2 separate regions of the Homo sapiens genome follow, and region 2 is linked to region 1. Evidence: chromatin loops called from intact Hi-C (ENCODE). Cell type or tissue: Panc1. All regions are shown on one strand. Each heading gives the region's core, and the rest is flanking DNA. Links, peaks and the distances in the headings are about the cores only.

Evidence for each region. Peaks named below come from ENCODE experiments on the same cell type or tissue, not always from the same donor. Only the 100,000 strongest peaks of a DNase experiment are listed, where the experiment ranks them.
Region 2: it touches region 1 in a loop (7-fold over the local background); 92 of 110 quality-filtered maps call a loop at or near these places.

The regions. Positions count from the first base shown.
Region 1 is chr3:69,159,085-69,165,166 of GRCh38, forward strand. No RefSeq gene overlaps it. Among named protein-coding and RNA genes, the nearest start is that of LMOD3, 40 kb to the left of the region's middle. In Panc1, for the core only: CTCF peaks have their summits at 2,694 and 2,939; a DNase peak (open chromatin) is centred at 2,717.
Region 2 is chr3:69,668,878-69,674,959 of GRCh38, forward strand. No RefSeq gene overlaps it. Among named protein-coding and RNA genes, the nearest start is that of MITF, 68 kb to the right of the region's middle. In Panc1, for the core only: CTCF peaks have their summits at 2,415 (motif pointing left) and 2,619; a DNase peak (open chromatin) is centred at 2,409.

The DNA.
Region 1 (6,082 bases), core at 920-4,919:
AGATAAAATAAAGACATGCATGGGACATTACGAATCCTAACAATGATTTGGTGATGTGCGCCTGTGGTCCCAGCTACCATCCCAAAGTCAAATTTAACTGGGAATTTTATTTTTTATTTTTCTAAGAATTAAAGCAAACAATCTATTTTGAAGTAACTCAGATATGTTTCATTTGTTACATCTAGTTATCTTGAAACACAGTAACCTTGGCTGGGTGGGGTGGCTCAGGCCTGTAATCCCAGCACTTTGGGAGGCCGAGGTGGGTGGATCACCTGAGGTCAGCAGTTTGAGCCCAGCCTGGCCAAAATGGTGAAACGCTGTCTCTACTAAAAATACAAAAATTAGCCGGCCATGGTGGCGGATGCCTGTAATCCCAGCTACTCCGGAGGCTGAGGCAGGAGAATTGCTTGAACCCGGGAGGTGGAGGTTGCAGTGAGCCGAGATCGTGCCATTGCACCACTCCAGCCTGGGTGACAGAGCCAGACTTTGTCTCAGAAAAAAAAAAAAAAAAAAAAAAAGTAACTTTGGTATAATGGTTGAAGAAAAAGGAGAAGCAATGTAAGCATAAATGCCTGAACATTTTACTCTTTTATCAATAAACATTACTAGAATGCGATGCATTTGAATCCATGCTTTTTTCCAAGGAAAACCTTCATTCTATCTTCTGCTTCCTGATATCGAAGCTGGATCTTATTACAAGGGTAGGATGCACCATGGAAAGCATGCCTAATTTTTTTGTTCGTTAGTCTTTTTGAGATGGAGTTTCACTCTTGTTGCCCAGGCTGGAGTGCAATGGTGCGATCCCCGCTCACTGCAAACTCCGTCTCCTGGGTTTAAGCAATTCTCCTGCCTCAGCCTCCCGAGTAGCTGGGATTACACGCATGTACCACCATGTCCTGCTAATTTTGTATTTTTAGTAGAGATGGGGTTTCCCCATGTTGGTCAGGCTGGTCTCGAACTCCTGACCTCAGGTGATCCGCCCACCTCGGCCTCCCATAGTGCTGGGATTACAGGTGTGAGCCATCACACCCAGCCCATGCCTAAACTTTTTAAACTACAGAAGGAAAGCTGATCTTCATCAGTTAGATCTCTGCATTATGCAGACTGACCACTGTGTTATTATATATAACATGGTGAAAAACACTGTTACATATGGCTTGTTGATAGCCCCACCTCAGTAATTTAGTTAAGCTTTAGATAGTCTGTTAACCACAAAGGCAGCATTTGATGTCAGGTCAAAAATCAGATCCAACTATGATTTTGTGGTTGATAGTTCAGAGAATGCTCTACAACAAAGGAATTGAGAATGCAGTGTGACGATATCTTTCTAACATTTAATTCAGGGAAAATGTCATCGCCAGCACAGCTTAACATTAACTGGGCATTTTAAATTTTTATCTGCTCACCTGGCAAATCTAATTACAGCACTGGTAAAATTACACCCTGGAATAGAAAAACTGTAGCCTAAGTCACATGGTGAAGGACAGGTATGTGTGAGAGAGAAAGGGGAAAGAATGAGCTTTAGAATTATTCTGATTTGGGCTTGATTTCTGACCCTCTACTTGATCATGTGACCTTGGGCAGTGTGTCTGAGCAGTTCCTCCAGGCTTGCTTTCCCCCTCCCATCTGTAAAATGGGCGTCTATTTTACAGATGGGAGAAAGATATCTCCTCTGGTTATTTAAGATGAAGTGTTAACTCAGTGCAGTGCAGTTCTGAGTCATATTGGAGTCTGACGCAAAAGGAAAAATCGGTAATACTGAACTCGTATTTATATAAAATTTTGACTTTTTTCAATTTTATTTATTTTTGAGACAAGATCTGGCTCTATCACCCAGGCTGGGGTGCAGTGGCACGATTTCGGCTGACTACAGCCTCAACCTCCCAGGCTCAAGTGATCCTCCCCCAGCATCCTGAGTAGCTGGGATCATACGCGCACATCACCACACCCAGCTAAATTTTGTGTTTTTTTTTGTAGAGACGGGGTTTCACCATGTTGCCCAGGCCGATCTCAAACTCCTACACTCAAGCAATTCACTCACCTCAGCCTCCCATAGTGCTGGGATTACAGGTGTGAGCTACTGTGCTGGGGTGACATTTTTTTAATCATGGGAAAAAATTGCGTGAAGTTGGATTTTTTCAAAAGACTGCATTGAAATATTATTTATCTTGTCAACCACGTTTTCGGGTGCGCTCTTAAAATTTGCACTTCGGCAGGTACCTCACTCATTTAACCCTAAGCCTGGCCTTGGCACTCAATGACTGTTAAATATTAATATTTAATGTTTGTATTTAATTTAATTAATATTTAAATGAAACAATGTTAAATGTTATTAACCCTCTTATATTCCATTTCCTTGTAGTATCCCATTAGAAACAATAAGGACAACAAACATTTATAAGGGCTCACTTTGTCCCAGGCACTGTGCTAAGCTCCTGAAGTACATCATTTTGTTGAATCCTTAAAATTTTAGGAGATTGTTACGATTATTTCCACTTTATAAAAAGTGACATTTTTAAAAATTTAAGCTACTTCCCCTAGAAGACATAGCTAGTAAATGGAGTTGATGGGCATTAGAAATTAAGTTTTGTTTGCTTTTTTCTGCAGGGCTGCTGAAACTTGTTTGTACACCTCGTGTTGAATTAAAGTATGAATTCAGACTCAGCAACTCCTGCCTGCATTAACCCAGATAGGCCTCTAGGTGTCCTCATTGACCAAGCTCCAGAATTCTAGGCCAGAGAAAAACTACTTTTAGAAAAGGGTTTCTCAAATAGTTGTGTGACATGGAAGTGCACATTTATGAGAAATATAGCAGCGTTGAGTGTCCGTGTGAGATGGTGATCATGACTCTAAAATAAAATAAATCTGCTTGCTTATGTGATTTTCTCTATGAATATTCAGCTCCTTGGCTACAGGTTGATCGCTGGATTTTAATACAGTCCTAAAGGACTGAGATTTTGATTGGCTGCAAATAGATTTGATGGATGGATGGATTCTTGACCAATGTTATGTAGATGTGATGGAACCCAAATGTTTGTTTTAAGAACCTTTAAAACTGTGCCCACTTAGTCCAAATTGTAACAGATTTCTAAATAAATAAAAAGAAGAAAGAAAAGGTTTTCTCAGGCGTTTTTCAGGTTTCTCAGGTTTTCTCAAGAGTTTGAGTTTTCTTAAACTCTTTCAGGGGAGTTTCTATATATTCTGTGCATGATTACAGACCAAACTGGGCCTGTCCTAGAAGGTTTTCAGTCTGAAGAAAGCTCTGGGATCAAGCAGGGCCAACTTCTCTGTGGATGGGAAGGATATGACACCCATTTGCTCAGCCTACAATCTCCAAGGGTGTGGGGTTTCTCAAACATCTATTATTGTGCTACTTACTCCTGAGCAGGGGCCTGGCAACTAGGTTTCCTGGGTGTCTTGAATCTACAGGACATGTCCTGTTTTAATGATTTTGCTTGGTGTCCTGTATGGATTTTTTTTCCAGGATGCCTTAAATGTCCTATATTCAGCTTTTTAAAAAATTAAGTTACAAAAATTTGGTGGTTAGAGCTATTTTTCAAATTTAATTGGCCTCCGGTATTTGCATTTGTTAAATCTGACCGTCCTACTGGCTGGCTTGTTTGCATTCATATGAACATAGAAAAGGTAGGGACCTGTCTTTGAGCCAGCAGCAGGGCTGTCCTAGGACAAGCCTCAAGTGCTTGTCCTAGTCCTGACTAAGCAGAAGAGCTGTAGCTGAACTGTTAGGAAAATGCCTTAATCAGTTTGATTCCTCAGGTTAGACCTGTGTGAAACCTCCCTGCACAGTGGACTCCAGAGTGGAACAAATTCATGCTTTACAAAGTTTCTGTCTTATACATTTGTGAATTGGAATCCAGGCCTGTGTACCTTCTAGCTATGTAACTTGGGCAAACTACTTAACCTTCTTGAGCTTCTGTTTGGAATTAATAATTGCAAACTTGCTGTGAGGATTAAACAAGAAAAAAGTGGCCGGGCATGGTGGCTCACACCTGTAATCACAGCACTTTGGGAGGTCAAGGTGGGAGGATCACTTGAGGTCAGGAGTTCGAGACAAGCCTGGCCAACATGATGAGACCCCGTCACTACTAAAAATACAAAAATTAGCCAGGTATGGTGGTGCATGTATGTAATTCCAGCTACTCGGGAAGCTGAAGTGGAAGTATCACTTGAACCCAGGAGGCAGAGGTTGCAGTGAGCCAAGATTGTGCCACTGCACTCCAGCCTGGGCAACAGAGCAAGCCTCTGTCTCAAAAAATAAATAAATAAAAATAAAATAAAACTAAATAAATAAATAAGAAAAAAGTGTTCCCAGTACCTACAGCAGTGCCTGAGACGTGAATCAGCCCTCAACAATGATGAGTTAGTTTAGTATTGTCATTTCAGTGGCTAAACTAAGGCAGTGCAAATCCTCCAAACATCATCTTAATATTCAACAACATCTTCTGACTTTTCTCCCTCAGGAAATAGTTTATATCATGAAATACCTTCTAGAGACTTGATGTTATGCTGAGCTGGTTAGGTGCATTATCTTGTTCAGCCCACACAATATCCTTGTGAGATATGTACTAGAGAGGAAACTGAGGCCCAGGGAGGTCAGGAAACTTCCCATAGTTCATATAAGCAGCCAGTAGAAAGGCCAGGAAATATTCCAAGCACAGCAGTCTGTCTCCAGGTCTGCATGACTTCAAAGCCTACACATTTAACCACTATTTTATAAAGATGGGGATGTCTGCTTAGACACCCACTATCAGATCCCTGAAAGGCTTCTTCCATCATAATTGAAGGGCTACTGGAAATGCCCTTCCCAGTCTTGGACTGTCAGTATTCTTGATGATATATTTCTCATCATTGCTTTCCAATCCTTAATCTTTCCTTTTTTCTTTTTAGAGACAGGGTTTTACTTTGTCACCGAGGCTGACGTGCAGTGGTGTGATCATAGCTCACTGTAACCTTGAATCCCTGGGCTCCGGTGATCTTCCCATTTCAGCCTCCAGAGTATTTTGGACTACAGGGGCATGCCACCACTCCCAACTCCTTTTTATTGTTTTGTAGAGACAGGATCTTGCTATAGTGCCCAGGCTGGTCTCAAACTCCTGGCCTAAAGCGATCTTCCTGCCTTGGCCTCCCAGAGTGTTGGAATTACAGGCTTGGGCCACTGTACCCAGCCCTGATCTTCTTATGAAGCCATTTTCTTCTGAAAATGAGGAGGGTCACATAGAGAATGGTTTCTCTGGTGAAGTTATGTGTGTGTTGGGAAGAAGAGGCCAGGTGCTGTGATGCTCATCTAGTTAACTACATCTCCTGTCTTCCAAGTACATTCCTTAAACAAACACCACTGCTCCTTTCCTCCAGCCTGTCTGCACAGGTAATTCCAGCCCAGTCAGTGTTAATGGGCCCTGCATCAGGAATATCTTCAAGCCATGCCCTGATCAGGAGTGTTGCAATTGCACAGCTTGAAAATCCACCAGCTGCAGGCTGCCCTAGGCTGTCTTTTCTTCCCCTGGTTATTTTCACCCTGCTAGTCTGATTTCCAACCTTCCCTTTGACCTTCCCTCTTTCTTCCTCCACAGGCCTACTTTAGTTGCTTCTTCCCTTCCCTTTTCATTTTCATTGATTTCCATTTAAGAGAGGTGGTTGTTGAGCAATTGCTGTTTTCTTTTTTTGGTTTTATTTTGTTTTTGAGATGGGGATTTGCTCTGTCACTCAGGCTGGAGTGCAGAGGCATGATCATGGCTTACTGCATCCCTGACCTCTTAGGCTCAAATGATCTCCCACTTCAGCCTCCCAAATAGCTGAAACTACAGGTGTGCACCACCATACCTGGCTCATTTTTTATTTTTTTGTATAGACGGGGTCTCACTATGTTGCCCAGGCTGGGCTCAAACTTCTGGGCTCAAGCAGTTTTCCTATGTTGGCCTCCCCAAGTGCTGGAATTACAGGCATGAGCCACTGCACCTGGTGAGCAATTGCATTTTTATAATGTCATGGTTAATAAAGAACATGATGGCCAGGTGTGGTGGCTCATGCCTGTAATCCCAGCACTTTGGGAGGCTGAGGTAGG
Region 2 (6,082 bases), core at 787-4,786, 510 kb after region 1:
CTCAGTTTCTGTGTGTCATAATCTGAGCATGGCTTAACTGGTTTGGAGTTAAGCAATGGAGGGGTTGGCTGGGGCTGAGGTGTCATCAGAGGCTCAAGTGGGAAAGAAATGGCTTCCAAGCTGTGAAGGTTGTTGGCAGTACTCATTATTACTCAGCTGTAAAAATTATGGCAGTGTCCTTCTTCAAAGGACAAGCTCTCCCCATTTTACTAGGACAGATTCTTATGTAATAAAACATTATCACAAAGTTGACATCTCATTACTGTTGCCATATTTATTGGTTAGAAACAAGTCACACATCCTGGATTTGCTAAAGGAGAGGAAATTATATAAGGTATGGAGCATTGGGAGTCACTGTGAGGCGTGTCTGTCACTGTACATTTTCTAAAATCCTGAATGGGACATTGTTTTCTTTGGCAGAGCTAATGGTTGCATTCCAGTTAATCCAGTTATTTCTTTAGTCATTTGTATCAACAGATACATTCTAGTTTTGTTTTTTTTTAAACGTGCCCTCTTTCTGAATCTATCGTATCTCTTTGACTAGATTTTAAAACTAAAAGGTAAGGATAACATCTCTGTGTATTCTTCATAGCTACTAGTGTGGATCTCAAAGTAGGCTTTTACTAAATGGTTGTTGCACACATGAATGAAGCTTTTGGCCTATGTTAGTTCACCCCTTCCAAGCTGAGTGATCTCTGGCAAATTGTTTAATTATTGTAAATCTCAGTTTCTTTAACTATAAAATGGGAATAATCATACTCCATGAAGAAATCTTGTAAAAGAGTAATTTGAACACTGTCACTCCTCTGTCCTCTGCTTTAAATCTTCAATGTCTCCCCATGCACTTGTAGTTGGTTCAGATTCCTCAATTTTGGCCTCTAGGCCCTACATGATCTGGCCTCTGCCCCTCTCTCTAACCCCATCTCCTGTCACTGTCACCCACTCAATAGGGTGGGCCACAGAGAACCCCTTAACTTGCCTAATTATCCCCAGTTCCTTCCTGCCTTGGTGCCTTTGCATTTGCTGTTCCTCAGCCTAGAATGTTCTTCTCCCAGATCATATCACCAATTTCTCATTCTTTTTTTTTTTTTTTGAAACAAGTTCTTGCTCTGTCGTCCAGGCTGGAGTGCAATTGCTAGATCATGGCTCACTGTACCCTTGACCTCCCTGGGTCAAGTGATCCTCCCAAGTAGCTGGGACCACAGGCATGCGCCACCATGTCCAGCTAATTTTTGGTAGAGTCTGGGTTTTGCCCTGTTGCCCAGGCTGGTCTCGAACTCCTAGGCTCAAGCAATCTGCCTGCCTTCACCTCCCAAAGTGCTGGGATTACACCACATCTGGCCATTTCTCTTTCGCATTATCATTCAGGATTCACCTCAGAAGTCAACAACTCTAAAAGGCTCAGCCAGACCACCTCCATTTGCCTGTGCAATTCATTACCCTTCTTTATTTTCTTTATAACAATGATCACTTCTGAAACTTGTACTATTTGTATATATGTTTCTTGTGTGCCTGTCCTTGCCAGAATGCAAGCTTCATAGAGGCAAGGACTTGGCTTCCTTTCCACTGGATCCTCAATTCCTAGCACAGGACCTGAGATATTTGTTAAATAAAATAGTGTTATTTTGTAATATATATGTAAATATATGTATATATTATGTATAAAAGCACAGTTCATGAGACATAATTTAAAATAGACAGACATATAAACAGAAGGTGGTATGAAAAATAAGTAGGAATAGTTTTATATTCAGGATAAGTAAAACTGGGGTTCTAGCCAGAACTGGTAAACTCTAAATTTCTTCTTCTAACCACTTGAATATTTTTTTCGTTGATCAGTACTCGGTTATCAGGAAAGGAAGATACCAGGCAAATAGATTGTAATTTAGTGCCTGGCACACATGAATAAAAGCAAAATCTAATGATATTGGAAATTCATGAGGCAAAAAGAAGTGATGAATCACCACCGTTCCATCCATAATTTTTTTTTTTTAAGAGATAGGGTCTCCCTATGGTGCCCACTGGTCTCGAACTATTGGCCTTAAGCAATCTGCCTGCTTTGGCCTACCGAAGTGCTTAGATTACAAGTGTGAGCCACCACACCCGGTCATTTTTTTTAATGATTTTTAGTGATGCAAATTCATTTCTATTACCTTAATCTATAATTATGATTGATTTATTGAAATAAACCCACTGGGATTTTTAGAAAAGCAATTCAAAATAATCATTTAATTTTGCTTTTCCAAAGGACTGAAACAATTAGTGTCAGCTGCAGTGTGCACTTATAAGAAGTGAAGAGTGCCTATATTTTTGCATATATTTGCTATGGCTTTTGAAAACAACTTTTGGGAAGATGGATGAGGGGAAGGAAGGTAGAAACTAGCAAAACTCTTTGTCAGACATTGCCATCTGCTGGTATATTCCCAAAATGCAACCCTGGACTCATTTCTTGTCAAAAATATAATTTAGGTGTTCCAAATTCCTCTGTTATTCAAATTCATGTAAAATCTGGGATTCAGATTCAAATTATGTTTGAAAATTAATGTATTATAAGTAAAATTTCAAGGTATTAGAACAACTGAATGAACGGTTTCTCTATTGTGCTGAAAAAATTCCAATTCCAGATTTTTAAAAAATCCTCATTAAAAAAGATCATCGTTATCGTTTAATCGTCTGCATGGGAATAAAGCAGCAAATTAAAGAGCCTGGAGCTCTACCCTCTCTGCAGTTTACTAGATTAGGGCTAAATTAGCTTAATTTGCTTGGTCAAGTGCCCATCACAGCACTCTCCCTTCACTCCATGTGGAGCTAATAAGAACTGACAAGTCTAAAATATGAGACTTGCCTTTGCTCAGCACTAACCCAGAGCCTGATGCTGACCATAGCCTTTAGTGTGTCCTAGTCTGCATCTACTGCAGACATGGTCGGCAGCAGCACAGGACTTGGCTGGTGTTCAGGCCACAGAGAACTGTGAAGGGAGCTGACTGTTCCTGTGATGATGGGTCACAGCACAACAGCAAAGGGAGTTGACTGTTCCTGTGATGATGGGTCCACAGATGGGGAGGCAAAGCCGGGAATTGTACCTGATGGCCATGCTGGCTGCCCTTCTATGGGATAAGCCCCAGCCAAACGGGTTGGCGTGAATATTCTGGACTGGACTTTTCCCGATTTCAGATCTTCCCTGAGTTGGAAAGCAAATGCACTTTCCCCAGGGTTAATGGGGTTTTACTAACAGCTGTGATGATCTTCCTTAAAGTTAGCATCCTGCAGTCTTTACAAGAGCTTGCTTTCTATTTTAATTTAAGTGTGTGTGGGTTTCAATTGACTGTCACCGCTTGGGATGCCATAGGGTGTTCGATGGAGTCTACTTAAACAGATGTGAGTTCCAACATACCTAGCTCCTTATCAGTTAGGTGACCCCATGCAAGCTACTGATGGTGGTGACCCTGAGTTTTGTACTCAAGATTTAACTTCAAGTTCATATATAACCTCATGTGTGGACTTAGGAAGTTCATGAACACCCCCTTGAAAGTATATGGGTTGTGTATGAGTTTGTATCATGTGGTTATACACATTTTTGTTCCTAAGGCATCCCTAAGCTTTCATCAGATTTCTAAAGTGGCCTATAACTTCTCTCCATGCTCCCAAAAAGTTCAGACTTTCTGTGATTCTGCTATTAAATGATGATACTAATGGCATAGAATTCACAGGGGTTGTTGTGAGGATAATTTAAAGTGGGTAAAAAATCACAGGCAGTGTGCCTGATACCTGTAAATATTAGTTTAGATGAGGGTATCAGAGCAGAGGTCAAAACTATTACTAAACTTAAGAGCCACAGTAAGTGTAATTTGGACTTGCTGTGAATGAACTTATTGGGAATCACTTAATGACTAGCAGCACCCTTGTGACCCACTGCAGTGTAATTCCTTCAATTGGTCTGATGATGTTATTGGTATTATCCTCACTGGGCCTGATTTTCCTGAAGGGAACTGAGCTGTGTGACCTTCGATGAGTTCAGATTTTTACCAACAATCTTCGATTATCAAAAGCAGAAGAAAATGCTTCTGTGTGAAATCAAAGGCTTTCAGGTAAATATAAGGGTTTAGAGAGTACATCTTCTATTATGTACTTAGTGAGGAAATTAGATAATGTTAAGGTAGATGCTTGATAAACATTCATTCCCATTCACTATTTTTTTATTTTTTATTATTTATTTATTTTATTTTTTAACACAAGGTCTCATTCTGTTGCCCGGGCTAGAGTGCAGTGGCACAATCTCAGCTCACTGCACCCTCCACCTCCTGGGCTCAAGCAATCCTCCTGCCTCAGCCCCCCAAGTAGCTGGGACTACAGGTGTGAACCACTACACCCAGCTAATTTTTGTGTTTTTTGTAGAGACAGGGTTTCACCATGTTGCCCAGGATAGCCTTGAACTCATGAGCTCAAAAGCGATCTGCCCGCCTTGGCCTCCCAAAGTGCTGGGATTACAGTCATGAGCCACCATGCCTGGCCCTCATTCTCTATTTAGGAAAAATGGTTTCATAAGAGAAATCCAGCCCCTACTAAATTTATCAAGTTTTATTTGATGGCTAATGTTGAAAATTCTGTTTCATTACTCAGGGAAAGCAAGTATTAAGGAGTGAAAAAGGCATTGACTTGGAAATCCAAAACACCTGATTTTAAGTTTCATTTACTAGGGATGATCTTGAGATATGGTTTTGGAGAAGACTCCAATTCTTCATCTATGAAATGTGGATTTTAAATTCCACATTATTAAAAGAGTCACTGAAATAACCAAGCACGTGGGAATACTCAACAGATGGCAACTAGATATGTGAAGTAAGAGAGTTCCTGCCCTCACAGCACTCACAATCTTGAGAGAGGAGAAAGGAATATGTCAAATACTTGCCAGATTGTCCCCTCGAGAAACATGGGGCATTTATCAACCCATCCAGACCCCAGGGCCATTAACTCCTAGCAGGATGAGAGGTCCACACACAGTCAGGGAGACAGCACTGACACAGAAAGAAGGAGGAGGAGGTGCAAGCTTGGGGCAGGATGCTGCAAGCACAAAGCAAGGTTGAGGGCACAAAAGGTCCACTTCAGCTTCGGCTGAAGTCAGACGTGGGCTTAGGGGGTGGGAAGCAGGGCATGATAGGTTTCTGCTACATTGGGGTGGGCATATTTCGTAAAGAGTGGCCACAGATGGATTCCTGAAGGAGGAGATCTTTTCTTTTCCTGTTTTTTTGTTTGTTTGTTTGTTTTTTGAGACAGGATCTCATTATGTTGCTCAGGCTAGCCTTGAACTCCTGACCTCAAGTGATGCTCCTGCCTTAGCCTCCCAAGGAGCTGGGATTATAGGCCTGCACCACCTTTAAACAGTGATCTGGGTGCTAAGAAGGGACCACTTTTGTAAGACGCATGCAAAAGAGTTCCACGCAGAGGAAACAGCAAAAGGAAAGTGCAAAAAGCCATGAGGCAGAAACAGATGTTGAATTTAAGATGCAGTGGGAGAGCAGGAGAGTGGAAGAAGACCAGGCCCTCAGCGCTTGCTCCTCCCTCTGTCTGAAAATCTCCTCCCATATCCCCATGGCTGTTCCTTGTGCTCACGGAGTCTTCACCTGACCGCCTTATATAAAACTGCTCACCTTACGCCGGCCCCCACCACTCTACTTCCCTACTGTGGATAGCAGGTTGAATGTGGTCCCCCAAAAGATATGTCTGCATCTTAATCCCTGGAACTTGTAGATGTAATCTTCTTTTGGGAAAAAAAAAGTTTTTGCAGATTAAGCTAAGGATCTCAAAATTAAATCATCTTGGATTAATGAGATGGACCCTTAGTCCCATGACAAGTATCCTTACCAGAGACACAGAGAGAAGAGGAGAAAGCAATGTGAAGGTGAAGCAGAGATTGGCGTTATGTGGCCAGAAACCAAGAAACAGCTGGAGCCACCAGAAGCTGGAAAAGGCAAGGAAGGAGGGTGCATGGCCCTGATGACTCCTTAATTCAGACTTCTTGCCTGCAGAACTGTGAGAGAATACATTTCTGTTGCTGTAATCCACCCAGTTTGTGGTCATTCAT